Linked DNA regions of Mus musculus: regions 1, 2 and 4 are each linked to region 3. Evidence: chromatin loops called from intact Hi-C (ENCODE). Cell type or tissue: left cerebral cortex. All regions are shown on one strand. Links, peaks and the distances in the headings refer to the core of each region. The heading gives the core; the rest is flanking DNA.

Region 1 (7,578 bases), core at 1,281-6,280, 130 kb after region 3:
AAACTCTGACCCATGGACTCAAGAACTGGACTGAATATAATGAGGAACATTCCAAAAAATTTAACAAGTAGAAAAATAGCCTGGTGTGTGTCTTTGAGAGCAAGCTGCTCAATGTCAGCAAGCCCGAGGCACTATGAAAACCACAAGGTCAGTTCCACTGAACCAGGGTTTTCAAATATTGTCCTATTTCTCTATTCCGTTGAAAATAGAATCTTTTCTATTGACTTAAAAGGAAAAAAAAGGTTTTAATTTCTCCAGAAAAATAATTGGAGGGATTTAGGTCTGACTAAAGCCTGTCAGGACAAACTCCAGGCATCCCATTTGCTTCTTTGATGAACTTGCTGAGGACAAAAGATTCCAGATGTATAATACAAGGGCGAACCTCAAAAGGCAACTCTCCCCCCTTTTTTTCTGATTATGTAAAGACCAATATGGGGATACAAAAGACACTAACCACATGAGCATTTTTAAGCCCAAAGTTGTCGGAGCTAAAAAAAAAAAAAAAAGGGTATATTTTGAGAAGAGGCAATGAATTGACTAAGTTAACCAAGGAAGTGCACAGCACTTCAGGTTTAAGTCCGAGTCTGGAAGCACCGTTTTCTCCTTGTGCTTGGTGTGAGCCCTTCAGCAGCAGGAGTGGTCGGTTTGGCTTCTCAGCTCATGGAGAGTGGCAGCTTCTTAAACCGTCTTGGAAGCTGAAGTGCCAGCTTATCAACTTGGCAAGCTGTGAGGGAGGAAGCTCTTGATGTCAGAGAGTCCATTCTCAGCCTTGTCGGTGACACATTATCTGCCTGTGCTTCAGTGGGAGGAGGTCCACTAATTTTCTAATGCGACAACCCTTTAACACAGTTCCTTATGTTGTGGTGACCCCTAGCCATAAAATTATTCTTGTTGCTACTTCACAACTGTAACTTTGTGACTGTTAGGAATCCCAACGTAAATAATCTACTGGGCAAGATATCTGATATGTGACCCCTGTTAAAGAATCCTTATTCAACCCTCAAGAGGTTGTGACCCACAGGTTGAGAACCACTGCTCTAGACTATGGAAGAAAAATTTGAAACCATGGATGGGGAAAAAAAAAACCTTTATATTTAGGAGCTCTCTGAGGAAAATCTAAAACAAATAGCTAACCCACGGACATTAGAAAGTATATGATGTAATACAGTAATAAAAACTGTTTCTTCCAACACAGCTATTATTTTTCTGAAGGCTCATACTGTAGACTTCGAAAAAATGCTGAGCACTGGACAGAACGTCTAGGAAAGAACAGTTTTTTCTCTCAGGAGAAATAGGATAGGGTAAATAAATTATAAGCTTTCGTCCTTTTTAGAAAAGGGTAAGTGTTCTGGGGAACACCTTACTTCTCTGGTTTATGTACTGCTCCAGTGCCATGCCTGCCTGCCTGCTGCCATGTTCCCTGCCATGATGCTCATCAGCTAACCATCTGAGGCTGTATGTCCCAAATAATCTTTCTTCTATAAGTTGCTTTGTCACAGCGATAAAAAGTAACTAAGACTATGTATGTATGTATGCATATTTCTATATATGTATGTATGTATCTAACATATATTATCTATTTATCTATCATCTACCTACCTACTTACCTACCCATCCATCCATCCATCTATCCATCCATCATCCATCCATCCATCATGTGTCCACCTATCCAGCCTTAATACTTCTGCACACATTATCTGACACACACAAACCCGAATAGCAGGCATTGTTCACATCTTAAAGCCAAGTAAATTAAAGTTCAGAAATACAAAATGACTTGGTCCAAGTTGCATAGGCAGAAAGAAATCAACTCAGAACCCCAACTGAAGAAACTATGAAAAAAAAAAACCCAGCTTCCTTATTTGGAGAATCACCCAGCCAAGAATTTCTGGGTACAGAGTAATTCCATACCTGACACAAAGCTTTTTGTAGACATGGGAGGACACAGTGGTGCCAAGATGGAAAAGGTTTCTACTTTATCTGCTATAAACCTTGCCACTTTTTGTTTAACAGGCTTCCTGACGGCAAGCATGAACTGAGCCATGAAGTTTCCGCTAAGCTGCTCATGGTGCGCCTTCTTTATCTGCAACTGCATATATGCAATCGACATATGCAACTACATATGTGCAATCGACATATGCAACTACATATATGCAATCGACATATGCAACTACATATATGCAATCGACATATGCAACTACATATTCACAATCTATTACACTGCTACTTGTTGAATGGTCATCAAACTATTTGATAGGATTGGGCCTCAGGGGCTATTGGGGAAGAAGGCAGGAGTTATAGTAACCTGCTATTTATTTACAAGGATGGACTGTTTGGAGAATTAAATAAGAGAAATAGAGCAATACCCGGTAGGGACCAGTAGGGAAGGTGGTAGCAGGGCCCTCACAAGAATGCCTCTAGTTCCTTCCTTTTAATAATAGCAAATGAATGAGGACTGTGAAACTAATACATGTAAAGTACTTTCAAATGAGGGAGTGATCAATCTAGTTACAGATATTAAGTAATTCTTCGCAGATCAAGAAATATTAGGCTTTCAGCTGAATTAGCTTTCTAATGAATTAGAAACCATTTGGAAAAGGCCTTCAGAGTGTCTAATAAATGCTCCAGGCAGTACTGTCAGACTTTGTTTCATTTTTGTAACAACAAGAGCAGTCAAAACACAAAGCATTGTACACTGTGAGTTTTCCTTGGTAGCATCCAAGCCTACATTGGTGTGGAAGGACCGTGTCTCTCTTACTGTTTAGAGCTGATCTTTATTTACGAAGACACATGTACTATTTCATTTTTCCTATGACTTTCTGCAAAGGGAAGCCTTCTATAAATGGCCACTGCATTTCAGCCTGTGGGGGACTCAGCTCTTCTCTTCCTGAGTCCAGAGACCATGCCTCCCAACACCATAAACCCAGCCTCCTCCCTGCCTCATTTCAAGAGTACTTTGACTCCTCCAAAGTCAAGAAAAACTTCTACATGTTGCAATTAGGCCTTAAATAGTAAGAATATTTTCCTCCATCTGGTGTATAGCCCACATTACATTCACTGTCTCGTCTCCACAGAAACTAGAACATACTGCTGCTCTGCTTTGTGCAGTGTGCACATCAGCCATGCGCAGGGCACCTTCTTTATGCTGTGAGGAGATAAAACAGATGCTAAGATACCCTGGAAATTTAAAGGCACCATACACATGGAGGTATAATTATGTCAGTGTGAGCACAACGTTTATTTATTAGGGGTAGGGAAATGGAGAGAGCCATTTAGTAACTTCCGGGCTAATGAGCTTGGTCTAGAAGCATAGGCTAGAGAAACCACATTTCAGCACAGCAGGAAGACCATTGTCGAGATGTGCCTGCATCATTGCACTCACTTTTCAAAGTGTTATTGGTGTTGGAATCAATTCTGCTTTTCATATTGATGCCAGAGTAGTGCTTATATTGGAATAAAGCTAAACAGCAGTCATGATATTTGCAAAGCACCTGTATTTCAAGACAGGTATTATTTATTTACTTACATTCTGTGTGTGTGTGTGTGTCTGTGTGTGTCTGCACATGCACGTGCGCGTGTGCACGTTCTCGAGAGTGCAACGTACCACAGTACACATGTGGAGGTTAGAGGAGAGATTGGCTTGGCTTTCTCTGACTATATGAAAGCCCCTGGGATGATGGATCGTCCGGCTTGTTGGTGAGGGCCCTTACCCTTGAAGCCATCGTGATGGCTCAAGACAGGTATCATTCATATTGTTTTACACTGGAAACGAAGAGTACAATAGTACCCTGGCATTACATTTTCAATGTCCGCCAGCAGACAAAGCTCACAGGCAGAATGCATATTATAGTGATCTCAATATCAAGCTTTGACTCAGCTTCTTTCACTTAAGTAAAGTAGAATTTTCTGGGCAGGACCTGAGAAGGCAAAAGTCCCAAGAATGACTGCAGCCACTTAGAACTTAAAAGGGTTTTGGTCTTGGGCTGGCATTCCAAATCCCCCTAGAGCTGAAAAGGACGGTGTAGGAGGGTTTGTAAGCATGAGACCCTGTCCTGGGGGAACCTCCTACCAATTGTGTCCCCCTTCTCTAGCAGGAAAGAAAGTGAGCACAGAGGTGGACTTCACTGTTTTACGGGAAATAGAGAGGAATTGACTTATATTATTGTAAGCCTCTCGGGAGAAACCCTTGGGAAAACCGGACTGGAACCATGCTGCTGGTTGAGATAATGCTTGCTTATAGGGATTTTAGTTGTTAGTTCCAATTCTTGGGAACATAAGTTGATTAGCTCAATATACGAAAACAGGGGAAATATGATCCGGGACAAATATTTCAGACTGTCAAAAAAGTAAACAGACAGCAAATGACCCCAGTTCCAAATGGGGACGATTAAGAAAAACAACAAAACACCAACTGAGTGGCTGGCTATAATTAAAGTCAGATCAACTGTTCAAGCAACAAAATCACCAAGTACTTCATATTTTGAGGGGTTAAAGTTTTGGAATGGCAACATCTTACGCAGCATATAGTCACCGCTCTATGGTCTTTGTCCTTGCTAACACACTCTCACAAAACAAATTCAAAGACCAAAATGAATCCAACCTAGAGAACTGCAATCCCAGAGTCTCTTTTTCTTATTGATCGGATTCCAGTGGTGCTGTCTTCTATTTTCTCTGCAGCTAAAGTGTGATATTGAACTGCAGGATTGCAGAAGGCTTCTAATAAGCTCTGGGCTGCTGATGGAGCCCCTGCCTCTATCGGTCATCTGATTGCTGTTAGTTGGACCCGAGAGGTAAGTATGTTCACAGCCTCTCTACCATGGCCCTTCAACCTGCTGATCTCACTCTGCTCTCTGCCTTATGGGCTTTCCTCACCTGGCCAGATAAAGGTTCATTCAATTTTCTCAAGGTAAGACAAGTCCTAAAGAGAAATGCGTTTCAGGATGAAGTGATGGCAAAAAGATGTGAGCTATTAAATGTACCCCTGGCCCTGCTTAGGATTCAGAAGGAGAAACTAAGAGAACGATTTTGCCCCATTCCTTTGAGTATCTTCACATGGGCAGAAGAATAATTAATTCCTCATTGAAAAGACTGCCCTATGTGGAGAAATTTTGCAAATGATAGGTAGCTGAGACAGGTAATTCTTTTGATTCCTCAAAGTGACTCAGTCAGTAATAGTTAATGCTCATGAAAGAGCAATCCTGCCTCATTCAGGAAGACAAGGGTCCAAAAAATGACTAAATTTGAATGACTATATAAAGACCATATGGTTCAAGGTTGAAAGCCTTGTCCCTGAGATGTTGTCGTTGGATAAACTGAACCACATAGGTGATCCACAAGTACTGATCTACAAATACTAAGATCTGGGAATGAAAGAGCAGCGTGGGGAGGTGCCTGGATCCTCCTGAGTTAAAGGAGCCTCAGTTGGAACATCAAACAGATTTAAAGGAAATAGCCAACCTCTGAGAATAGGAAAAGTATCCTTTTCTTCCCTCTCCCAATATTCCATCCCACTTAACAAGAAACAAACCTGTCCTAACACTGCCACCACTGAGAACAACTTAGTACCGAGACAGGGTAAAGCAGGCCTTCTCTCAGCAACAACAGTGTATGCAATATAGTCATGGTTTCTAGAACATTCTCTTCACATATTTCTTCCTTGAGTTAAAAGGCTTTCAAAACCATAATCTCACTTAAAAAAAAAAAAAACAACTAAGGCAAAACAATTATAGTCAAATTTTCACCTCTGAGTTCTCAGCTAATGTGTGGGAGGCAGAAGGAGGAGGAGGAATCTCAGCCTTTCGGGCTGAGCTGACAATGGGGAAGCAAAGAGCAGATTCTGCCCATAGCCATGGATACACTATCTCTGTGTGGAGCAACAAAGCTGCAGAAACAGCTGCCCATCTGACACCGCCCTGTGTCACTGTTCAGCTAAGGCTGACTCAAGTTTCTGGGAAGAGACTGGGGGCAGAGTAGAGTGAACATTTGTACCATGGAGGGAAAACTGGACAAATATTTGTGTTAGGCAGCGTTGTTCTTTCTAATTGTTCAAGGAGAGAATGTGGGGTGGTGATGTGGGATGATGTAACTACTCCCCCTAGGGTAATTGTAGGTAAAGTTGGGAGGAAATGACCTCACATGTAGCTAATCTTTTCCCCCAAACTTCTGCCCTGTCATCCACCCAATTGGCACTTAGAACTTAGACTTTTATATTCATTTTTGTTGTGACTTGATTCTGAGCCAGTTTTATTAATTTCCAAAAAGATTTTGAGTGCAGTAAGGTGGGATAGATCTAATCCACTGAGAATGAGTGGATTCAATGGGATACATATGTATCCATCTCCTAGAGGGGGCTGGTCCAAGCTAGTTCAAGAGAGCCCAGAATGCAGCACACTTTATAAAATGGTAACTTCCCACTGAGGCATGGACCGGTAGGCGTCCATCATGAGCTGCTCTTCAGTATTTGAATGCATTACTGCTGCAGGCAAAAGGCAAACACATCACAGAGGCTTCGAACACCTTACCTGAGCCATCTGCCTCTCCAGCTTTGATCGGGGAATATCATCAAAGTAGTTTTCATTTCTTCTCCTCCTTGCATCGCCCTGCATGATAATGTGAGGAACGTCTAGGGAGCCACCAGTGGTGTAAGTGCTTTGGCTAAGTGATGGAGACAACTGAGGAGGAGTGTGATTACCACTGGGTTCCTGAATGGAAATACATCATGAAATAAATACCATGCTCTTTGTGGCTAGCCTTTGGTTTCAAAAATTGTGAAATACGAAACACAACAAGCTACGGGGTGGGGTGGGGTGGGGCGGGAGTGGTTTTCACTCATCTGCTGGGATTGCTAACATTGCACTGTTTAATCCTGTAATGGCGTGATCAAGTCAATGACTTCAGGCCAAAGTATTTAAAATATCATCAGGTGTCTTAAAAAAAAAACAAAAAACAAAACCAACCCAATACCCAGGTGAATGATCTCAGGAAGGAGGTTCATCTCAGAGGGGTACCCCAACTATCACGTGTTTACCAGGGCAGGAGCTATGGGGAGCTCATCCTCACTGCAGTGGATGTGCCGTTACAAGAAGCTAACATGGGACCAGATGGGTCTTGATCCTCTACCAAAGTGTGGTGGGACAACAGGGCTGGGAAGTTGGACACAGTATGGTAACATAGCATGTCACACAACGTACAGACTGCAGAGCAATGCGTATAATGACAGAGGATGCTTTCAACAGCAAAGACAACCCTAGCTGCAAACTGGCCGGAAGTAAGGAGGGACAGCAGTGGCCGAGCCTTGGTGTTCACAAGCCACAAGAGGGCTGGAATCATCAGATTCAGCTGCCATGTCTTCCCCTGACTTCCTTTGGCGGTGTTACACCCATTTTTTTTTTTCCTTTTGGCTAGACTTTGCCCCATCTTTAATTTGTTATTTCTGTAAGACTTTTCTTGGGAGTCAGGGTGAGAGGCTCAGAAGGGAAAGACCAGGGAGCAAACTGGAAATTTCTATTCCTCTGAGGAGGCCTCTCAGCGCACTCATAACGATGGTGCTCGGAGTTCTCCCATCCTTCCACAAAGTAA
Region 2 (7,578 bases), core at 1,251-6,250, 210 kb after region 3:
TCCTGTAACTGATCTTAAACAAGACTTTGCTATTTTGAAAATCCCAGGATGGGTTTCCTTAACATAAATAAACAGAAATCATTTTGTCTTAGCCTGCACAATGCTATACTGGTCCCATGGACAGCACATCTGCCAACCCATACATCTTGGTCCTCAGGTTCTTCAACGTTGCATCTGCAAGTGTTTTAAGTTGCCCACATAGGCTCCTGTGGGAGCCACAGAGTCTCAGAGAAGAGCTGAGGTCTGGTGGCAAAATAAACATCACCTCAGGATCTCTGTAAAAATTCTAACAGAATATTTAAGGGAATGGCTAACATGATAAATCCCTAACAGTATGTGTGCAGGGCGATCCACTTTATTTATTGCTTCAAAGCCAAGGCAAGCAAAGGTCCTGGTCAGGTGCAAAAACTCAAAAGACTGAAACAAAAATGCAACGCGCTTCTTGTAAGAGGTAAGTTTAGTGAGCACCTACAATTCCCCAGAGATCTGTGTATCCTTCCTTTCATCCTCACAACCCTGTGACTTAGGTCTTGTCATTACTCAAAAGGGTGATGTAGCCAGTTCTTTCAGCAACACCAGACACTGTTTCTTGTCTGCTGCTATGTCACTGCCTACTTCTGTGGGATTCACATAGTTCCCAGGGTTCGTCTATTACCAACACGCAGGCCCCGGGACATAAAGCTGGGCATTCCAGGCGTGTGAACTAGGGGCATCTAATCATATGAAATTCAGACATATTCCCGTTTGCATCAGGAAAGAAAGTTCCCGAAACCCCCAGCACTGGGGAGTAAATAGGGACAGGCCCTGATGCACTCTGTATGGCAGAGCTACACCAACGCCCCAAAGCTTCTGCTTCTACATCTTACACAGGTAAAGAAAGAATCAGCCTGCATGCTATCTGTACTCTAATGAACGGCACCTGAATGTTGGGAGGAGAGGAGGGGAGAGGCGGGGGCATGTTTTGGGTAGCTTCTTTTGAGATTAGCAAACTCTCAGTGGCTTTGAAGGTAGGTCATTCCCTTCAGTTTTCCATTCTGGAGCTCAGATACCTGTGTGCTGAGGTAAATGTGTCTTCTTGGTTTTGCAGTCACGGAAATGACTGAGGAATAGTATTTGCCAGAGTACTGCTCTCTTGTGGATATTATTTTCAGGTTCTCGATATAGGGCAATCTAGAGCTACCATCTGCTAGGAATAAACTGCAGGCTATTTAGGAGGGATGTGAACTATTGTGTCCCCCCCCTCCCACCCCAACCCCTGAGTTGAGTGCTCTGCACTCTGGAAACATTTGAGACCTCTAGGTCATTTTATGACTGCGCCACCTCTAGAGAATGAATGAAAACTTAATTCCCTGTCAGCCTTTGTGCCAGCAGGTGGAAACCAAGCTGAAAGGCAGCCAGACGGGGAAGTTGCTGTCCATGGTGGCCATTTACCGGGTCTATTCAGTAGGACTACTGAATTCACATCCTGAATGCTAGATGTCTGTGAATTAACTTCAGCACAATACTAATGGAATTTGGTAGGAACCTCCAGGTATGCACACTAAAATATAAAGGTATGGAGCAGGGGGTGGCTAGAGATGGCTCAGCAGTTATGACAGCGCTCGCTGCTCTCACAGAGGACAGAGATTTGGTTCCCAGCACTCGAGCGGTGCCTCACAGCTGTGTGTAACTCCAGATCCAGGGCATTTGATGCTGTTTTTCTGGCCTCTGGCCTCTGGCCTCTTCGGGCACCAGGCATTCATTTGGTGCATATGTGTATATGCACACAAGGCAAAGCACTCATACACATGAAATAAAAAAATATAAATATCAACATATTCCTTTACTACTTGAGGGGAAATATTAAATAATTCACAGAAGAAAAGATGTTTTGCTCTAAACTCAAATAGATCCTACTCGTTGAAGTTTTGGAAATTTTTATATTCCAGAAAAGCTTCAAGATATGAGCCCTAGGTCCCAAAGCCCAGAGAGGCCAAGTCTCTTGACTAAGGAAAATCCTTACTGTAGGCAGCACAAAACCACAGACCTTATCACTTGTCACAGACACTTGTTATGGTATTATGATACTCCAAGGAAACTCAGTGTCAGAATTCCTTCTGTCATTTTTTCCCCTGCTAAAAAGTCATTCAACTTCTTGTTTATGTCATTTGAAATTTGGAGACTATAAAGCCTCATGTTCCTCACTTTTAAAATATTCTAGGCTTTTAAGTAGTATAGTGTTCCTTGCAAAATGATTCAATTTAGGAAGAAAAAAGAAACCCTCATGATACTAAAACTCAGCCTGTGAGTCTCCTTAGAGGAAAACATGGCAGTTGCTTCAATATAGTTCATCAACATGACCTTCTCAACATAAACTGATTATTTAAGAGCAGTCAGTTTCTATCAGACAGACTAACATTAGAGATGTTAACGTCCTAAATTCTTTCTTCGTGTTAAAAAGTTACCCAGAGGACCAAATAGATGACTCTAGAGCTTGTGATAATTTTTCCAAGAAACGTATAAAACATTGATCTGAGGTGCCTTTGTAGACATTTAGAGGAACAATGTCTAATACCGTATGTATTTGGTGGTAGCAGACTGCACAGTTTGACACCAAAATGTGGAATTGTATGTGTGGATTCAAGTAAGGGGTATTCCACTTAAACGCTCTGTGATCCGACACACTCTACCTAACTTGTCTGAGCCTCGCCATTCCAATTTGTAAGATGGATGTGACAATAATGGAAGCTACCTCACAGAGCAGTAGCTACAAGGAAAGGAAAGTAATTATGTGTAATGGTCTTTTTGGTGTGGTAACTTGGCTGGCTGAAAATTCCCAGTTATTTAAACACTAGCATAGACACTGCAGAGGTGTTTCATAGATTGTAATTAAAGTCCATTGACTTTAAGGAGACCATCTCAGATTATCTGACTCAATCAGAACTCTAAAGGCAGAACTGGAGATACCCCAAAGAAGGAATGGAACTATTGGAACCTGTTCCCAAGAGTTTAGTACCCTTTCTGACTGCCCTGTTCTAGACTTCAGACTTACCTGGTGAGCCCTCTTCACATAAGTGGACCCTTTGCAATATGTCTCTTAGAATAAGTATCCCACTGGACTATTTTCTGATTGGACCCTAATTGAGACACCACAAATGGTTAAAAAAAAAAGTAACGAAAGTGTCTACAATAAAAGAAAAACTGGAAAAATTAGCTAAATTAATTCCTTTTTTAAAATTTTACTAAGCATTTCTCACAGTACTGAGTTGAGTTTTGTTTATTTTTTTTTTAATTTTTATTTTTTAGGTAGCTCAATGGTTAAGAACACTGGCTGCTTTTGCAGAGGACCTAGGTTTGATTCCCAGCACCCACATTGTGGCTCACAGCCATCTGTAATTCCAGTGTCAGGGGATCTGATGGCCCCTTTTTGACCTCTGCAGGCACTGCATGCATACAGTTGGTGCACAGACCTTCATGTTGGCGAAACACCAATAAACATACATAAACCCCTTAAAAAGAGCTTTGGATTGCACAGGAGTATTTCTCTATTAGTGTCAGGCCAATCAGAAATGGATTTAAGGTTTTAGTTTAATTTCCAGAACATGGAAAAAGTGCCAGTAGGATTGTGCCAGTAGAGATGCCATCTGGAACTGTGTGTAGGGGCAGGGGGGATTGTATAATCGCAGTGTGAGCTTCCTGGGGGAGGAAGGCAATGAACAGAGAGATAGTTACTCCTCTCCCAACACACCCTGTCAGTTTACTGCCTGAAAAGGGAGAACTGGTTTTCATGAATCAAGAATGGGATTCTGGGAGATAACACAGACTTATGCACTATCTAGTCTTCAGTCAGCTAGTATTACATACCCAGGAGAATGGCTTTGAGGTCTTATAGAAAGATATACCTGCATATAAGTATGGTAGTACAGATATTTCTTGTCTCAATGTTAGCCTGTCCTTGGACTTAACATATTTGCATCTTAGATTCTTGTCATTTGTTTTGAGCATTTCTAAGTAAGGGGGAAACATTTCCAGAATATCACTGAAAAACATGCACGGTACAAACATATATATTCAGAACTGTATCTGTCCTTCAGAATTACAATGCAAAATTTGTGAAAACAAGCCTGGAAATGCATCAGATAAACAATCCAACATCATCCAGGTAGCCTCAGAAATAGGATTAAAAAGTGAGAGCGCCAAGAAAAGGATGGTAGCTTTCAGCTTTGTAGCAAAACAAGACCCAGTCTTACAAATGTATGTTTTTAATACTGTGTGTTCATGCATGTGCATTTGTGTGCATGAAACCCAGGCAACTGTCCCAGGATTCTCATTGGTGACTTTTCTCAAAGATAGTGATTAAAGGCACGTTTACTCATTTATGATTCAAATGATGAGGTGACTGTTCAGTGATGGTAGGTTAAGTCAGAGTGAGGCTCTGATCTTGTGGAGCATTTACAATTCATCCTATTGAATTCCATCTAACATGTAACTTTCCTTAGGAATAGTTTTGTATTTTTTTCCCTTTGCATTGGCCCAGGAAGTGCCTTTTTGCTGACATGGTAAGATTTCGCCCTTTAATACTGCATTCATCATTTAAAAATCACTATTTAAGTTATAAATCTTCTTGTAAGAATGTGTGGGGTGTAGTGCCCTGCTTGTGTGGTTTTGTATTCATGGACAGGTCTTTTGATAAATGGGCACTGAGAAATTTACTGAACAAATGAAAGAAAGCTTAGGACACGATGAATTCTAGTTGCTATCCAGCTAGAAATAAGGCTGAAATCAGACAATAGAAACATGGAGCTCAGAAGAGAGATATAAATCTCCTATCAGCTGATTCTGGTAGTTGGAAACCCTGGGAGTGGATTATCATCAGCCACAGTTGCCTGTTCAATGAAGTCAGGAACAAATGTTTGTGGTCAGTACTCTGGACAGCGACCACGGAGTCCCTCTTTCGCAGTGTGATTTAAAAAAAAAATCTCAGTAGATTAGAAAAGTTGTGGGAAATCCCACCCACATTTTTTTTTTCAACAACCTGGATACATTTTTCAGGAGACAGATATTCCAGAACTACAACACTGCAGAGATAAGCATACAATCAATATGGATTTAGAATCTTTGCACTGTGGAGTTTTGTCTCCTGGTATGGAGAAAGCAGGACTTGGGGTTGTGTTAGGTTTTGACAGAGGGCATGGGATACAAATAAGAGAAGAAGAAGGAAACTCAAAGAGAAAGGAGTGGGAGCTTGGGGGGTGGAGACTGTGCAACAAGGATGCAACAAAATGAAAGTGTTCAGGAGAGTCAGGCATTGGGGAAGGCTTTGGTGCTCAACAGTGGTCCTTAGTGATGTGGGCTCACCATAGAAGCATCAATGTGCATTTTTAAATGCAAGATTTGTTTATGTGCAATGAGACAAGTAAAGCTCAGACTGACTCCTACATGCGTAGTTGTTATCTTTATTGCTCTATCATGCTCTTTTGCTGTGGGGAAAATCCCTTTGTTTAGGTGGCAATTTAAAAACAACTTACAGACCTGCCTATTAACTGTGGTATATTTACAGATCTCACTACCAAGCTGAAACAAGCCAGAGTGAGAAGACGGGACCTGCACTTTCTCCTGAAGGCAAGCAGGCTTGGAATCCAGGGGGAATGAATGTAGACACTGAGGCCCATCTGCTGGAAATGTTCTGCCCCAGTCTCCTGAATTAAGACCTAGGGACTTTTTTTTTTTTTTTTTTTTTGCTTTGTTTTGTTTTTTCCATGTTAACTACATCCAGGGCCAGAGCAACATGCAGCTCCAATGAGCCATAGCTAAGCCCTCTGCTTGCAGTGGTTGCTCACAATCAACTCCTGGGATTTAGTTTCAGCTGCGAGACACAGGTGGTAAATACCCCACCTTTTAAAACACCTTTAACAAACAAAGCAGCCAGCCATGCACAATAGACACAGCTACTTCCAAGGCTAGCAGTGAGACCAAGCTTCAGGTAAACTCTTTCACTAAGTGACCACATACCCCGATTACCTAAGGATATTCCTTGTTAAATAGGTCAGACTATATGGTCTGCTTTGCGGTAGGTAGGGAAACACAGTCTGAGGCATCCCAGAGACTCATTTGGGGAATTCCTACGGTGGCACATAATACAGAAAAGTCCCTCAGTCTCTGCACGGCATTCCAGTTCGGCTTGATTGTCCCCACTGCTATGAACCTTGAGCAGTGGCTTAACCTTGATGCACTCCTGGCCCCTGCATCTATAAAATAAGGGCAGCTGCTCTTTAAGGATGTTGTTTAAGAATGAAATGTGTGCACGTGTGCGACACTCTGTACTATGCCTACAGCTCAGCAGTTACCCATCCAGAGAATTAATGCATCCTCGTATTCAGTCATAAGCCTCCATAAACCCCCTCTACTCTATCACCAGAACTAAACAGCCAAGCTTGCCCCCAGTGCCTTCTCCCATGCTCATCAACTGGGCAAACAAGAAGAGCCACAAACACCTTGGAAATCCTCTCTACTACAGACAACAGAATCTCAGTTTTTTCCCCCTATCAATGGGATCTGGCAGGGGATAAAACAGTTTCAATATTTGTTTGTTATTATATACAGCATTATAATTATCTAGCAATGTATATTAAGCATGTTGAGATATGTTAGAAGAACAAAGGAAAGAAGAGTTACAAAATAACTATAAGTAGTAAATAGATATGAGTAAGGAGTCAATCTCTAGTCCACTGTCAGGTCAGAGGGTTCTATTGTCTATTCTGTCTACTACGGTGGTTCATTTGGGGAGGGTCAGGACAGAGATTCTCTTGAGGCAATTGAGAAAGAGGAGCCCTTCTTCCACTGGATTTTCAGGATTTATGGATTGTTGAGGACGCTGTCATTGGGAGTGTCTTCCTTTGGGTGAAACTAGTGCAGAGTCCAGGAAAAACAAACAAACAAACAAACAAACAAAAAAAAACAAATAGAGAGTGAGAGACTAGGTGTGGTTGTGCATGCCCATGGTTCTAGAATCAGGGAGACTGAGGAAGGAGAGCCACAAATTCCAAGTCAACAAACACACAAGCAAAATGAAAGAAAAAAAAAAGAGGTAGGGGTGAGGCAGGGGAGACAGTTCAGTCAGTAAAGTGCTTGGTCAAGCAAGCATGGGGACTTGAATTCTGATCTCTAGAACCAATCAGGTATGGCAGTGTGTGATGTGATCCCAGTACTGCAGAGGCAGAGGTAGAGTCCTTGGTGGGACCGCTGGTCTGCCAGTCTAGCTGAAATCTACGAGCTCCAGGCTCAGCGAGAAACCCTCTCTCAAAATACAATGCAGAGAGTGACAGATGAAGGCATCCACCATTGACCTTGGCATCTGAGTGTGTGTTCCAACCCCGTCCGATATGAACAGGAAGACCAAAGGAATTCCACTTATAGTGTTCAAGGCTCAGCATATGTTGATGCTCCAAACCTCCAGGCTCCCATCTCATACATGAGCTTATATGTCTCTCACCTTGCTTGGGCCATACTGACTATGGTTTCTCAAACTGCAAGTGTCCTGACTGACTCAGAAGAAAAAATACTTCAATATAATTGTGACAGTCTTTTCTGGTTGGCAGT
Region 3 (7,578 bases), core at 1,238-6,237:
AATGCTTTATAACCCAGAGTTTAAATTCTTCACTTTAAGCATATCTTCCTCTTAAACATGTATTCATCATGTATTTTTAGATCGGTAGCATCAGGAGGCAGGTTAGCCTGCTTCTGTCTTCCCTGAAGAATCCAGTCTTATTTTTACTGTAGTCTTGTTGAAGAGTCTAGGGAGCTCTATCTACAATGCTGTGAAAGGGGACATGGTTGGTGTTTTATCTGTCACTTTTGGAGTCTTCTCCAATTGTTTGATTTCTCCTCTACTTTTTTTTTTCTGGAATATTTGTTTTTGGATTTTTATTTTTTTTCCTTGCCTTTTCTCCTTTCTCCTTTCTGGAAGATTCTTTCACTTCGTTTCCTAATATTTTAAATACAACAGTATTTTAAAACTTATTCACAGATTTTTCAGTACTTGTTCTTAGAATTATATTTCCTAAAAAACATTACACCGCAATTTCATGACTGTATTTTTTCTTCTTGCCAGTATGAATCGTTTTTTTTTTTTTTTTGGTTTACGTATGCCTTTTCCAGAGCTGTCTTCAGTACCTGCTCCTGTGTAGCAGTGACTTCAGGAAGGTGTCTGGGAATTGTGTTTCCTTCTAGGGTTCTTAGGGTTTTATATTTAAAAAAAAATTTTTTTTGTGCACGAGTATGAGAGTGGAGGTGCCGTGGTGTGTGTGTGGAGGCAGGAGGGCAGTGCTCAGGAGTCAGGTCTGTCCCTGAGCCGTCTGCAGGCTCAGCTTTCACGGTTTGATGATGAGCTCTCATTGGTAATCTTTCGTCTTGATCAGGGTGAGTGTTCTGAGAGAAATGCCTCGCTTTCTGGTTGTAGTGAGAAGAGTCATTGGAACATACCGTGGTATCTAGGCAGAGGTGGCAAAGGGAATGTATGCTTTATCTTAATGTCCTTATTTCCAGTATACTGACCCTGCCCTTAACTGGGTTAAGTATAAAACAACCCAGCCCACTCTTAGGGTTACAGCCTACCTGGACCGTAGAGTGGCAGGACGATCTCAGTGGATCTCTAAAGAGCCCTCCTGAGTTAGCCCCTCTCTCTAGAAGGAACCAGCCTGCACTTTCTGAGCCACTTAGATTTGAGTTCGTTCAGCTGGTTCCCCACTGCAGGCTCAGGATTCAGGTTTTAGGAGCCCACCTACCTTTCTTCTTCCTGGCCTTTCCTGTTACCCCGTCACAATTTCCTTTATCTTGTGGGTTGTAGCTAGAGAGAAAAAAAAATCCCTTTACTGTTGTTTTACATGGGGTTTGGGAGGGCATTCAGGTGAGTGTGGGTTTTTTTTACTTATAAAGAAAGCTAAGCTGTATTTCCTTTAGTAACTTTCTATTCATCTGTGCGTGAAACTGGTATATAATCTGTCTTTTCAGCTATAAGTTTTTAAAAACTGTGTATTTAGTATTCACTGGATGCTAGATACTATACTAGGCCTTTGGGGTTTAAACGCTAGAAGAAAAAAGTATGCCCCACAGTCTGGTTATTCAGAATAAAGTTAGGGAGATGGCAAGTGGATAAACAGTGACAAAATTATGTTCCAGACTGATTTCTTTTTAATTTAAAGATTTTTATATTATTTTTAAAGTTATGTGTATATGTAGATTTCTGTGCATGACTGACTGACTGTGCCTGTGGATTGCCAGTTGTTACAAACCCAAGGCAATGTTTCCTCCTTCTGACTCCGTCAGTATCAAACAGTTCAGCAGTGAGGGGTGCACCCCTTGAGTTTCTTAACCATCTATGGCAGGCTGATGCCAGGTTCCCTTTTTTAAGTTACACTACCTATCTTTCTGTCTGTCTGCCTATTTTTGCGTACGAGTGTGTACATCTCACAGCACGAGTGTGGAGGCCAGAGGACAGCTTGCAGGAGTTGGTTCTCTGCTTCTACCATGGTGCGTTCCAGAGACTGAGCTCCAGCCAGCGGGCTCGAGGTCTTACCTGCTCAGCTGTTCCTTTTGTTAGCCTGCAGGTCCTTTCAGGTTTCAGTACAGCAGGTGGGAGTTTGTGATTGATCGCTGCCCTAGCTTGCCCAGCAGATGGCGCTCTGCTATCTTTCTTCCTGTCTCCTGGCCTGTGCATTCTTTCCACACCTTCAGCTGCTGTGTTGCCTGGGCCTTAGAGGCCTTAGACGAATGGTAGGAGTGACTTGTTTAGGACATCACTGTTGCCAGCGTGTTGTCAGTCATGGGTCTCTGCATTCATTGTCATTTCATTGTGAATATGTGTATACTTTATTACCGGTCTTCAGCTGATGGACACACCGATTCTATTTACTAGCCAGTGGTGTGGCCAGTTAGTCCTGAGCTCAGAAATGTTTATGTCATGTTGGTCAGCGACAGGTGTTTGATTTCTGTATTCGTGTGTGAGTGTCACTAGCAGTGGGGGACAGGCATCACTCCACTCAGGGAGACCTGCCTGTGTTGATGACGGCTTTCCCACAGAGCTATTAAGCCAGTGTCACTGGCTCTTTGCACAGGCAGAGGTCCAGCAAAATGATGTTAGATAGCAGCTTGTCAAGGTCAGAGCCTTGTAAAGCCTTTACTGTCTGAGAGAATAGGAGCTGTAAAATTATCGATGCCCCAAAGGCTCTGGGATTCTCTAAGCTTGTTGTAGGGTATCATGTAGATAACCATGTGGTTTTCTGGGCCTCAAAGAGAAATGGTCTTAAAGCGTTTTCTTTAAAGATTGTTAGTTAAAGCACACAAGAGCTTAGGGTGCACAGGCACCCTGGGAACGGTGCAGTGGCCTCCTCAGAATACAGTGGTGTGGCTGTGTCATCTCCTGATGTGTGAAACTTTATCATTGTCTTCTAGGGGCTGAGCTGGCTGCAGAAGCTCACACAGTGTTGGTAGGTGTAGTGAAATTAAATTGTGTCAGCCTGCTTTTAGTTCCCAAACCTAAGTTTGTCCTACTAACTGTATGATTTCTCATAGATTCTGAATGTTAGGACCAAAGCTCTGCCATTTGGTTTGTTTCTTTTTAAAACTTAGAAATTACTTTATTTAACGTGTGTGTGTGTTGACATGCTTGGAGGTCAGAGGACAAGTTGGCCAGTCAGCTCTAGCCATCCCTCATGTGGGTCCTAGAGACTGAACGCAGGCCACCAGGCTTGGTGGGAGGTGCTTTCCCTACCCCTGACCCATCCTGCCTGCCTGCCTTCTTTCTGTACTAGATAAAGAAGGCTAACCATGCTAGTGCCTGTCGTCTCTTTTGTTTTATTTTACACAGAGTAGACACAGTTGTCCCAAGGGGAAAGTGTTAGGGTTTGGCAGCCTTTTTTGGGGGAGGGGATTTGGTCCAGGACATGGTAACCCTTTTGAAGCCAGAGCACACCGCTCACGCTCAGGTCTGAGAGTGAAGGTGCATCCTTTCAGGGGCCGTTGCTTGTGTGGCTGTTCCAGAATAGGGCTTAGAGTGTTTCATAGTCCATTTCTCAGAGCTGGTTAGTTCTGTGGCACTCCATAGCCCTACCCAGCACAGCGGAAGCCATGCTTCCTCTCACTATAGCTTTCAGTATAGTTCCTCCTTTAGGGGTCTCATTCTCACTGGATGCCCAGCAGGCACCGGGGCCCAGTACAGTTTGCTTCTGCGCTTGTGGTAGATGTGACTTGCATCTCCTGCTTGTCCCAGTAGAGGGCAGCAGCAGACAGCTGTGAGTCCCTTTTACACTCCTTCTCACTGTCAACACCAATCTTTAGCCACTTTCCACCCTGTGCAAGGCCCAGTTAACTTTTTTCCTTTTGAGATGAGCTCTCATGTAGCCCAAACTGGCTTCAAACACACGATCCTCCTGCCTCAACTGCAAAGCACTAGCATTATAGATGTGTCAAACTGTATGCAGCTCAATTAACTTTTTATCTAATTTTAGTGACTTTGGGGTTTTGTTTGTTTGTTTCTGCAAAATGGAAGCTGGATTTCTTGCTCTCTTTTTCTTTCTTTCCTCCCTCCCTCCCTTTCTTCCTTTCTCCTTCCTTTCTTTTTCTCTTATTGACTTTACATCCAGATCATAGCTCCCCCCTCCCACTTTACAAGTTTCTCCCTCCATTGCTTCTTCCCATTCTCCTCAGAGAAGGGGAGCCCCTCTTGGGTACCACCCTAACCTGGGACATGGGCGGGGGGGGGGGGGAACCTAGTTCCAGCAGGACCAGGCACATCCTCTCCCACTGAGGCCCAACCCTAGGCAGTTCAGGTAGGGGAAGGGGATCCAATGGCAGGGAACAGAGACTGAGGCCCTGATCTGCTGGTTAGGGGACCCACATGAAGACCAAGCTGTACATTTGCAGCAAATGTGGCGGCGGCGGGTGGGGAGGGGGCTAGGTCTAGTTCTTGCAGGAAGCTGGATTTCTTAATTTAAAAAACTAATAAAAAAATAGGCTTGTGTAAGACCATCCATTGGGCAGAGCATGTTTGTATGACATTTAATCTAGTTGGAATTCTAGAGGAGTGTGTTGGGAGTAAAGCAATTTTGTTTTTTGTTTTTAAACAGCTTTGGGATGTGAGATCAGCAAACGAGAGGAAAAGCATTAATGTGAAGCGCTTCTTCCTGAGTTCAGAAGACCCTCCAGAGGATGTGGAGGTGATCGTGAAGTGTTGTTCCTGGTCTGCAGATGGTGACAAAATAATAGTGGCAGCAAAAAACAAAGTCCTCGTAAGTCCTGCCAAGTCCTGCCATCTCAACCCACTCCACTCGGACACAAAGTTTCAACCTCTGTTATGTGTGTGTTGTCCTGTCCCCCCCCCTCCCGTCCAGCTTAGCTCTGTTATTTGGCGCAGGCTTCCTAACTGCTCACAATTCTTAGAAGCCCTGCTCTCTGGGGATATGGGCGGCCTCGTAAGAAAAGGTCATAGTCATGCAAGTCAGAAATAGTTTCTACTCTCCCAGGACACGCAGTAGGAAACAGCATAGGAAAGCCGACACCACAGGAGCAGACTGTAGCAGTCCAGTGTTCCTCCAATTTATTATTTTCAACGTTTTATTTCATGTGCATGGGTGCTTTGGCTGCATGTATGTCTTTTTACCATGTATGTAATGCCGTGGAAGCCAGAAGAAGGCGTTGGATCCCCTGGAACTCTACATACAGATGCTTGTGAGGTGTCACGAGGGTGCTTGGAATTGAACCCAGGTCCTCTAGAAGAGCAGCCGTTGCTTCTCACTGCCGGGCCATGTTTCTGCCCCACGTCCCCTGAAGTTTATTTAAAAGAGAATACTTTCTTCATCACTTAAAAAAGTTTTTAAAATAGGTTGATTTTGGTGATTTTCAAAATACCTTTAAAAATTGGTTTGAATTATGTGCATGTATTGTGTCTGTGTGTGGAGGTGTGCATTCGAGTGAGCAGAGGAACCTGCTAAAGCCAGAGGCATTGGCTGCCCTGCAGCTGGCGTGACAGTGACCGGGATCCTCCTGATCGGGGTGTTGGGAAATGAACTTCTGCCCTTCTGAAGGGCGTGCATGCTCTGAACTGCTGAGCCGTCTCTTGAGCCTCTCAGAGTGTCTTTAATTCTTTTACAATTTGATGGCTCTTTAAGAACTGAATGAAACTGTGAGATTTTTCCTAAAGTAAATAAAAACAGACAAAAAAGAAAATGGTAGGTCTCATGCTGACATCATGGTCTGAGTACACATCAACATGTGTAATTTAAAATGTAAACCCCCAAGAGATGTGGATTGCTATGGTGAGAGGTCTAATGGGTGAGATGGGCTCTCAGTAGACACAATGGTTTGTCCAAAGTTGGACTGTGAGAGCCAAATCCTGTGGTTCATGGACATTCTGTGCTAATACTCATTTTAAAAAGCATGGCACAGAGGTATTAGAAGTCAATGGTACCATCATATATTTATATATAAGCTCATTGAGGGACTGGGTGTGTGCTTACTGATCTAGTAATTGTGAATCTGGTCTTTGGTTACTTGTAGACTTATGTCCCTCTAGCAGGAAACTAAGATGAAAAATATGTCCGTTTGTCTTAAGTGTGTTAAAGTCTGTAAAGATAGAATACATACAATTAATTTGTAAAATTTGAAGACTCAAAATTCGATTTTTGTTAGGATAAAAATATATACTGTAAAATTTGCCATTTTAAACTGTTTCTTGCTTTTTCTGATGACTAAGGTGTGGATTTAGGGTCTTGCAAATATAGGTACGTGCTTTATCATTGAACTACGACGACCTCAGCTCTTTTTCATTTTTACTTTGAAATAGCATCTTGCTAAATTGCTTGAACTCACTAGTATAGCCTAGGCTTGCCTCAAACTTGCAGTCTCTTACTTCAGAAGCCTCCTTAGAAACTGGAATTAAAGATGTTCCTAGATAATTCTTTTTCTTTCTTTCTTTCTTTCTTTCTTTCTTTCTTTCTTTCTTTCTTTCTTTCTTTCTTTCTTTCTTTCTTCTCTCTCTCTCTCTCTCTCTCTCTCTCTCTCTCTCTCTCTTTCTTTCTTTTTCTTTCTTTCTTTCTTTCTTTTTTGAGACAGGGTTTCTCTGTGTAGCCCTGGCTGTCCTGGAGCTCACTCTGTAGACCAGGCTGGCTTTGAACTCAGAAATTTGCCTGCCTCTGCCTCCCAAGTGCTGGGACTAAAGGCATGCGCTACTACTGCCGGGCCCAAACAATTCTTAAATGTACACAATTGGCATTGTAATCATATTCATAAAGTTGTGCAGCCATTACCACTGCATGCATCTTCCCTCCCTCCTTCCTTCCATCCATCTATCCATCCATCCATCCATCCATCCATCCTTCCATCCATCTTTGCCTTGTCTTGCCTTTCTTTAATTGATAAGGACTCTGTGTAGCCCTGTCTGTCCTGGAGCTCATTCTGTAGATCAGGCTGGCCTCAAACTAGAGATCCACCTGTCTGTGCCTCCTGAGTGCCAGGATTAAAGGCATATGCCACCACAACACAGCCACCACTGTATGTTTTAAAAGTTTTCATCACTCAAACAGAAACTCTGTTACCAGTAATAATTCTCAGTTCTCTATCCCCACTCCCTGGTGACTAATAACATGATGCATGAATTTGCCTGTTCTGGAAATTGTACAAGTGGTATTATATAATACTGGTTTATTTATGCTTGACTCATTTCATTGAGCCCAGTGTTTTAAAGGCTTATTTGAGTCAGAGAATGTATCAGAACTAGACAGTCTCTCACTCTCTGTTTCTCTGTCTCTGTCTCTCCTCTCCCTCCCTCTCTCCTTCCCCCCCATATGTGTATATGAATAGTCGCCACATTTTTAAATCACATTCCTCTGTACAGGCCCCTGACTTTCCCCACTTCTTGGCTATTGTCAACGATGCTGCAGTGAATGGTAGTGAACATGTATCTGCTGGAGGCCCAACTTTTAATAGCCATGTTATATACTCCTCATGCTGGAATTGCCAGAGCATAATGATAATCTTGTGGTATGGTTTTGAGGAGCGGCAACTTTCCCACAGTGGCTGCACCATTTTACATTCCTGCTAGCAGGGTATAAGGCTGTCAACGTCTCCACATCCTCGGTAGCATTGACCGCGATTTTTCTATTTAAATTTTTATTTATTTTTCATTGAAAGTGTATAGCCATTGTAGTAGGTG
Region 4 (7,578 bases), core at 1,607-6,606, 66 kb after region 3:
ATCAGGGCTTCACCCTGACAGAGCCAGGACCTCAGGGCAAGTAGCAGTAGGAATGTAGTCATTTGAAACGAAACCAGAAACATCCCGCACAACAAACCTAGTTTTCTTATGAATGCATTAATGAAACATTCTTTTTAATAAAAATATTTAATACAAGACACATTTTTTTCTGTGCATAATAAATTCCTCTGTTTTAAATCACTTTTTAAATTTTTTGAATCATTCAATAAAGGTTTCCTTTATCTGACATAGTTGATTACTATAAAATCCACAAATATAGAAATCGAGTGTGTGGGGGGGGACAGAACTTCCTGGTGAGGGTTGCTTTGTCTTTTTGCATGGAATTGTACTCAATGATACAATGACTTTACAGGTACTTTGGGGGTGGGGTAGTACTGGTCTGACTTTCCCTTCAAAACGGCTGACCTGACCGTGAAAACTTAAACCCAAGCTGTTTAGACTTTCAGGCAGTACTGGAGACCCTCCCTCTCCCCACCCTCTCACTTTTAAAAAGGTATTCTCCCCCCAACTAAAGCAAAGCAAGTACGGGGCAGTTGAGCAGTACCTCAGAGGAGGCGGTGGTAGCGGAGTTGGGGCGCCCCGCGCAGCCCCCCTCGCGCCTCTAAGGGGCGTCAAAGTCTCGCTGGCAGAAGGCTCCCTAGGGATGGCCGTCGCCCTTCCGCCCGTGACGAGGCCACGCGAGCTGGAGCAGTCTTCCTCCCGGGGCGGGTGGACACGGAGGCGCGAAGGAGAGCCTGCTGCGGGGACTGCTGGGCGAGCAAGGCACCGCGAGGACGGGGCGGCGGGTATCAGAAAATCGTGGTTTCATACTTGGTATTAATGCCCCTCTTGGCTTCTTGCCCCGGCTCCACAATCCACGGCAGATTGGCCAGAGTCTTTTGCTCAGAAGGGTCGATCTGCTTTAAAACAGAAAGGCTGATGCCCGTTATCCGGCAGCTGGGCGGCGGCGCGGCCGCGTGGGCGCCGCTGGAACCCCACCTCGGGCCCCGCTCGCCCAGCCGCGCTGCGGGGCGGCCCCGGCGGCGTCCGCGCTTTCGCACCTGTACTGCACAGCGACTCTGCAGGGGCCTGCAAGGGTGACGCGAGTGAGACCTGGCCCCGCCCCCGGGGCGCAGAGGCAGGGGAGCAGCGGTGGTTCCCAACACCCCAATATCGGGGTCCGGAAAGAACCCTACGTCCTCCGAGGACATTGCAGCGCCCCGCTCACTTGCCTGAGGCCTCTCTGAGCTCCAGCCATGCCGCCCTGGGGATGGCCCTCGGGCACCCATCCGTGCAGTGAGGCCTCTGCTCTCTCCCGGTTGCCTCCTAGCCAGTGTGGTCCAGGTCTTGGCTTCAACACCACTTCCTATCCTAGAAGCTGTATTCCCCACACCCTCTACAAAATGGCACCTCAACCTTTTAGCTCCCCCCTTCCTGACACAGACACATACCACCTGTCTACTCCCTCTTCCACAACGGATGCCCCGCAAAGGTGGGGGTTTTGTTAACTTTATTGCTATTTTCTCCAAACCTGGGAAAGCTCTTAGTGGCTCAATGCAAGGCAGGCATGCAATAAATATTTGTCAATAAATGCTGTTCAGACAATGAGTGCTCGGCCTGGATAAGAAAGGTACTGGAGTGGACAAAACGCAGGTACAGATTCCGGAGGGAGGGCAAAGTGGCCGAGAGGGATGTACCCCAGACAGAGGGAGGGAAGAGGCCAGCAAGGGCCTGTCAGGCTGCGCCTTGGCGGACTCTGTCCTGGGTTCAGATAAAGCCAAGCATGTCATTCCCTGGGCAGCAGCTAAAGTCTGAGCTCTGATGGGCCTCAGTTAAGCTCTTTCCCCAATGGCTTGCTCATCCCTTGGCCATCATCTACTTGGCTCTGTAAACGGGGGCCAAGGAGTTTCTGGAAGGCCTGCTCAGACTTCCTCTATCAGCTTTTTAACCTCCTGGAGGCTGCAGGGCCTGAGCCTATGTGCCTATCAGGCTGCCTTCTGCCATGGTTTCCCTTGTGCCTTCATAGGACGAGGGAAGAAGGACTTTTAGAAAGAGCACTGTGTGTGTCCTGAGAGTAAACCACTGGAGCTGAGGAGATGGGAATTCTGAAGCCTGGTGAGGGCCTGCATCCAGAGCCAGGTAGACTGGGTACTCTCCTGTTTCCCAGAGAGGGTGTCTAGATGAATATTCTATGAGCCCTTACGGCATCAAAGTCTTAGTGCTCCTCTGGAAGGAGTCTGCGTGGACCGCAGTACAGCTGGAAGGACGTGCGTGCTGTGAACAGACTCATCCAGCCCACACGAGAAGGAATAGAGTAGTCTAAGCAACAATCCCCACAAACATGCTGTGCATTCCTGGACTCAGAAGCTTAATAATCGCACTCAGAGACACATTCGTTAAGTCCACCCTCACCACCTCGTGTCTCTGACCGCAGGTTTGTAGTGAGTGCTGCTATGGCCCTGGGGTGACAGCATGCCAGTGTATTTCATGGAGTAGATATTTTTGTGCAGGAAGAGAGACAACAGAAAGCTCAGTCAACACTACGCGGAATGAAGAGGGCCTACAAGGTGACCAGGCAACTACCCTGGTTAGGAAAAGCTTCGTGCAGCTAAAACCTGAATGGTACCATGGGGCCGTGCAGAATTCGGGGGTCAGGGGAGGTGGAAGAGAGCAATCATGGGAGACATAGAGTCTCCAGTGGGACTGAGCAGTGTACTCGAGGAGTGGAAGGCCTAGGCATCACCACGTGTGATCAGAGATTAGGTTTGGGTATTTTTAGGGTGCCATGGTTTTTGCTGTATGAAAAAAGGGAGTCACTGGGAAGGTGTGCACTGGCCTTGGATTAGGGGGGTGATGGAGGAAGTAGAAGAGGAGTGGGCAGACTGGAGGTGTGTTCGAGGGGAGCAAAGATTGATCTCTGCTCATGGGCTGGATGTGGAGGTACAAGTACAACAGCAATCAAGGTGACTTGGGGACTTTGGTGACAAGCAGCATGGTGAAGTGTTGTGTCATTTGCTGGGCTGGGGACAGAAGGGGGTAGAGAAGCAAGGATTTATAGTGGCTAAACTTGAAAGTGGAGATGCTTAGAAACAAACTGGACAGACATTTCTAGGGTTCTGGGGTGTGTCAAGGACTGGGGAATAGAGAGCAGGGGGCATGGGCTGGGTAGGTGCTGAGGCAGGAGGGTCCGGGATAGGAGTGTAGCATGGGATTTGAGAGGTGCAGCAGCCACTGGTAATGACCAATCAGCGGAGGCCTTCTGGGATGCAGGAGGACACAATGGACTCTCAGGGACTCGGAGAGGCCGGATGCTGAGGGATCATCCCGTGGGTGGTGAGGTGACCAAGAGCAGAGACAGGAGAGGGGGAGGGGCCCCAAAGGTGTGATCCACAGAAGCCACATCATCCCGAGGAAGGAACCTCTCTTTGGAGGTTAAAAATGTCTATTTTTCTCATGACACGGACGGAGGCTGAGAGCTGATGGGAGGAGGAGGAGGAGGAGAAGGCAGCAGATGGAAAGATTGCGGGATGAGGGGGGGCAACGCATTCTGGGGGCCTGCCCGGTGCCAATCCCAGAGAGTCTAGGATGCGGGATGGATGCTGGAACAGAGAGCAGATGGGGAGCTGGCTGGGAGCCTTCCAGCTTTGGGGTGTTGCTACTACCAGAGGCGGCCGCTTTGAAGTCATACCAGCCTGTTGGGACAGGATGTCTGCGGAGCCTGTGGGAGGGAGGGAAGGGAGGAAGTTCCTGGAGGGAGGCAGATGACAGGGAGGAGGGGGGTACCACCTTCTAACAGTTACTAGGCTGTGGAGAGCTTCAGCTGTCCAGAGGGAAGGCACACAGGCTGTGGCTCAGGCATCTCGAGGCTGAGGATGCCGTGGTCTCCTGAAAGGCAAGCTGTGGTATCTAGCTTTGGCCAGGAGGGTACCAGGGTACCGTCACCTTGAGCCTCTGCACATCTCTCTGGAGGGCAGAGGCTTGCCCCCTGATTGAGTGGTAGGCGAGGCCTCAGAGAAGGCTGCCTCCACACTTTCCTAGGCCTTCTGGTGAGCTGGGTCAAAACCAGAAGCAGCAGCTAGCCATCCAAGCTCTCAAAAGGCTATTGCTAGAGGTGGCAGAGAAAAACGTGGTTTTCTCTGTTACCTTTGGGCTCTGGGGAAAGGATTCTTTGAGCCTGCGGGAATGATGGTCACATGCCAGCAGGAGACCACAGGAAAGGACAGGGGAAGGCAGGCTGGATTCTAAAGGCCTCCCCCTCACTGCACCAGGTCCTCTTTGAATCCCCCTTCCCTCTGGTTGCAGGCTTAAAGATGTCTCTGTCTTGTACTTACCACTGACTTCCGAATGCTAACTCGGGGCTTTGGGATGGGTTTCGAGGGCTTGTTCTCAAAGCTTTCTGGGAGTGTGGAGGAATGGCCCCCTTTTCTTGCTTGTAGGGCTAGTTGGTAAGCGACCTCAAATGCCTGTCCCAGCGTCAGGATGATTTCATAGGCTAAATTCTGCAAGAGCAAACAGACAAGACAAGAAGAACATTTACTAGAGGCACACAAAGGGTCAGAGTGAGTGGATAGCTGAGGAGCAGCGTGGACCTTGAACTGCCCCACCGGCAGCGGCAGTGACTCAGGGGAAGTCTGTTAGAACAAAGCACTCTGGACGCTAGTCACTGAGGTAGCATCCTTGGAGCCAGGCTGCCAGACCTCCTCCCCCATTAATTCCTTATAAGCAGAGCCCTCATGCAGCCCACCAGCCCCGGGTGCTCCTCCAGGTGCAGCTCGCTTGTGGGTGGCTTCTTTGCTCATGAGACTTGGATGGGGGGAAGGGGTTTGTAGCAGTGATCCCACACGCTCCATGGGAGGTGTTCTTGAGAACTTTGGGTCTTTTTTACCTCAAACATCTGTGATTCAGTGAATATATACGAAGCACAATCAGAATCTAATTTAGGCCGGGGGTAGAGGCATTAGTCATGCTGGTGTGGCGTCTCACAGTTGCAGCAGCGAGCATGCAAACATTGTTCAAATAGAGCTAATTATCCGTCTATTTCTTGAGGTTTTTTTGCACTCCCCAAGGGTTCACGCTCTATATTTTATCATCAAATCACCAAGAGACGAGAGTTTGTCAGGGCAGGATACCATACCAAACCTCTCCTGGGACGTACGTCCTCTGCACAGAGCAGTTCTCCCAGGGTTGTTCCCGCCTTTCTTCACATACTTATTTTTTGACTTCAGCTTTCTCTCCCACACGCAGCTTCCCCTTCTCTTCTCCCACAGGGACAACATGACATTAGCCCACTGGAAGGTGGGATCGGAGCCACAACATCCTTACGCCAGAAAGCATCATAGAGGTGGGTGCCTACTGGTCTATCCAGAATGACCCTGGGGTTGAACCTGTGGCTTCATGCGTGCTTAGCAAATGCTCTACATTGAGCCACAGTCTCAGCCCGAGGATGCTCTCAGTGCTACTATACAGGCTAAGAACAGCCTACCGTGACCATCCCTACCGTCTCTCTCTATGGTTTCTTTCAAAAATGCAGGTAGCACTCTGCTTCTGCTGAAAGTACACCATGTCTTCCTGTTCTTATTACCCCCCACTCCTTCCCAGCATGCTTTGAGAAATGTTAGGGACTCTGTTGCCCTCAGCACTCAGTGAGGATGGACTACATGAGGTGGACTCTTCCATGGGGAAGAGTCTCACCAAGTCTGGACCAACTGGACTTTATGTCAAAGTCCTATCAAGTGTCCTTGTCTCAGACTCAAGCCGGGCAATGTCTATGATCTTGAGAGCTGGTGGGACAGTCAATCTCTGTGCTCCTCTCAGACACACATTCGATTCTGTCATCCCGTCCCTTGCACAGCCAGGCCATGCACTTCCCTGCAGTGAACACTAAGCCATGTTTATTTCCACAGCTGAGTCAGACGAGTAAATTAACAACTCACCAACAAATGATAGTGGGGGAGCACTGGGAGGCAGCTCTGACCATCACTGTACAAAGAGGGCTGAGCCCTTTCCTCTGCCTACTACTCTCTGCCTACACTGTGCACACGTCATTCATTGGCAGCTTTGCCTCAGGGCAGGAGGGGGGCCGGGGTGGGGTGGGGAGGGTGGGAGGGAGGTGGGGTCAGGACGGGGATGGGGGCGGGGTCTGTAGAAGTCCAACGGGGCTTCTGACTTCCCTGGTGTCTGTTGTGAAGCTAACAGGCAGCCTCTGCACGAAGGAGCAGTGAGCTTAGGGTGCAGATTCCTTCAGCACTAGCCTCAGACAAATTTCCTGCGTGTGAGAGCTTTGTGAGACTACAGGGTCTTCACGTGGAGGTCAGAGCTGCTCCTCTGAGTGGCTGAGGCTTTCAAATGGTTACTATGGGTTACTTTGGGAAACTAAAAGTTTCTGTATGATACGAAGTTAGATGTTTTGTCCTCTTTTGAAATGAGTGACTGGTATTAGAAAAGTCCCCAAGGAAGAAAGGGAGACCAGACCACTCAGCCCCCAACTGGCTTTGAACTTGTGGCAGTCATCCTGCCTCAGCCTTCCCAGAGCTGGGATGACAGGTGTCTTGCTTCTCTCTTCTCTTCTCTCTGTCTTTGCCTCTGTCTCACTCTCCCTTCCTCCCTCTCTCCCTCTTCTTTCCCCTCCCCCTTCTCTGAGACAGGGTTTCTCTGTGTATCCTGCCCCCCCCCCCCCATGTTCTAGACCTAGGTCTGTAGACCAGGCTGACCTCAAACTCACAGAGATCTGCCTGCCTTTGCTTCCCAAGTGCTGGGATTAAAGGTGTGCACACTAGCACATCGTTCTGTTCTTTTTTTTTTTTTTTTTTTTTTTTTTTTTTTTTTAATTTTAAAAACAGAATGCCTTAGAGTGTTTTTCTTTTCTTTTGTGATTTGGGAAGACCTGGATGTTGTTACCTTTCTGTCTTTTCTGTGGCCTTAATGTTTTAAACACGAATGCTGGATGGGAGGAAGGGAGTGGCTCCTGGGCACTGAGACCTGCAGTGAGGGCTGCACTGTTTGTCTCAGGGTACCAGGACCCAGCAGGGAACAGGTGCTGTCACAGAGGACCTGAGGGCATTCCATCAATCTTCCCTCCATCCCTCTCTTCCTTCTTGCTTTCTACCTCCTTCCTCTCTCTCTTCTCTTCTCTCCTCCCTCCCTCTCTTCTCTTCTCTCCTCCCTCCCTCCCTCCCTCCCTCCCTCCCTCCCTCCCTCCCTCCCTCCCTCCCTCCCTCCCTTCCTTCCTTCCTCTCTTCTTTTCCTCCAGGGATGGAACCCAGGGCCCTAAGCAGGCAGATGCTCCTACCGTGGAGCCACACCGTCACCCTGACCGAGCACACATGATCCAGTGTATTTGCTGCAGGATCATTCTGCCTGCCTCTGCTGTTGTGTCACCCCCACTATGCACAATGCAAGGAGAATTGTTCTCCCCAGAGCTGGACACTGTAAGGCCAACATAGAAAACCATATTGTAGCAGGACTTAATTACACATTAAGTATATTCATTATATTAATACACTAATTACCATGAGTAATGTGAGGGCAATTTTACTGTTGTACAGATGGGAGGAGTCCCACAGCCTCTGCCTGGCCCTA

The links. Hi-C counts contacts between places; a loop is a spot of excess contacts. Peaks named below come from ENCODE experiments on the same cell type or tissue, not always from the same donor. Only the 100,000 strongest peaks of a DNase experiment are listed, where the experiment ranks them.
Region 1: it touches region 3 in a loop (2.5-fold over the local background); 5 of 42 quality-filtered maps call a loop at or near these places.
Region 2: it touches region 3 in a loop (3-fold over the local background); 6 of 42 quality-filtered maps call a loop at or near these places.
Region 4: it touches region 3 in a loop (2.1-fold over the local background); 3 of 42 quality-filtered maps call a loop at or near these places.

Annotation. Positions count from the first base shown.
Region 1 is chr10:90,896,370-90,903,947 of GRCm38, reverse strand. It overlaps Anks1b (ankyrin repeat and sterile alpha motif domain containing 1B), which reads right to left. Exons shown (of 27, transcript NM_001359241.1): 19 at 6,522-6,701. Among named protein-coding and RNA genes, the nearest start is that of Apaf1, 180 kb to the left of the region's middle. In left cerebral cortex, for the core only: no CTCF peak of the experiment used is centred there; DNase peaks (open chromatin) are centred at 3,191 and 5,875; H3K27ac peaks cover 511 bases.
Region 2 is chr10:90,820,962-90,828,539 of GRCm38, reverse strand. All of the region lies in intron 17 of Anks1b (ankyrin repeat and sterile alpha motif domain containing 1B), which reads right to left. Among named protein-coding and RNA genes, the nearest start is that of Apaf1, 260 kb to the left of the region's middle. In left cerebral cortex, for the core only: no CTCF peak of the experiment used is centred there; a DNase peak (open chromatin) is centred at 3,661.
Region 3 is chr10:91,028,628-91,036,205 of GRCm38, reverse strand. Apaf1 (apoptotic peptidase activating factor 1) reads left to right here. Exons shown (of 27, transcript NM_009684.2): 17 at 4,496-4,657. Among named protein-coding and RNA genes, the nearest start is that of Apaf1, 50 kb to the left of the region's middle. In left cerebral cortex, for the core only: CTCF peaks have their summits at 2,040 (motif pointing right) and 3,641 (motif pointing right); DNase peaks (open chromatin) are centred at 2,054, 3,636 and 4,256.
Region 4 is chr10:90,963,146-90,970,723 of GRCm38, reverse strand. Anks1b (ankyrin repeat and sterile alpha motif domain containing 1B) reads right to left here. Exons shown (of 27, transcript NM_001359241.1): 26 at 4,332-4,499; 27 at 1-920. The coding sequence ends at 810. Among named protein-coding and RNA genes, the nearest start is that of Apaf1, 120 kb to the left of the region's middle. In left cerebral cortex, for the core only: a CTCF peak has its summit at 3,870; DNase peaks (open chromatin) are centred at 4,434, 4,897, 5,427, 5,886 and 3 more places; H3K27ac peaks cover 4,324 bases.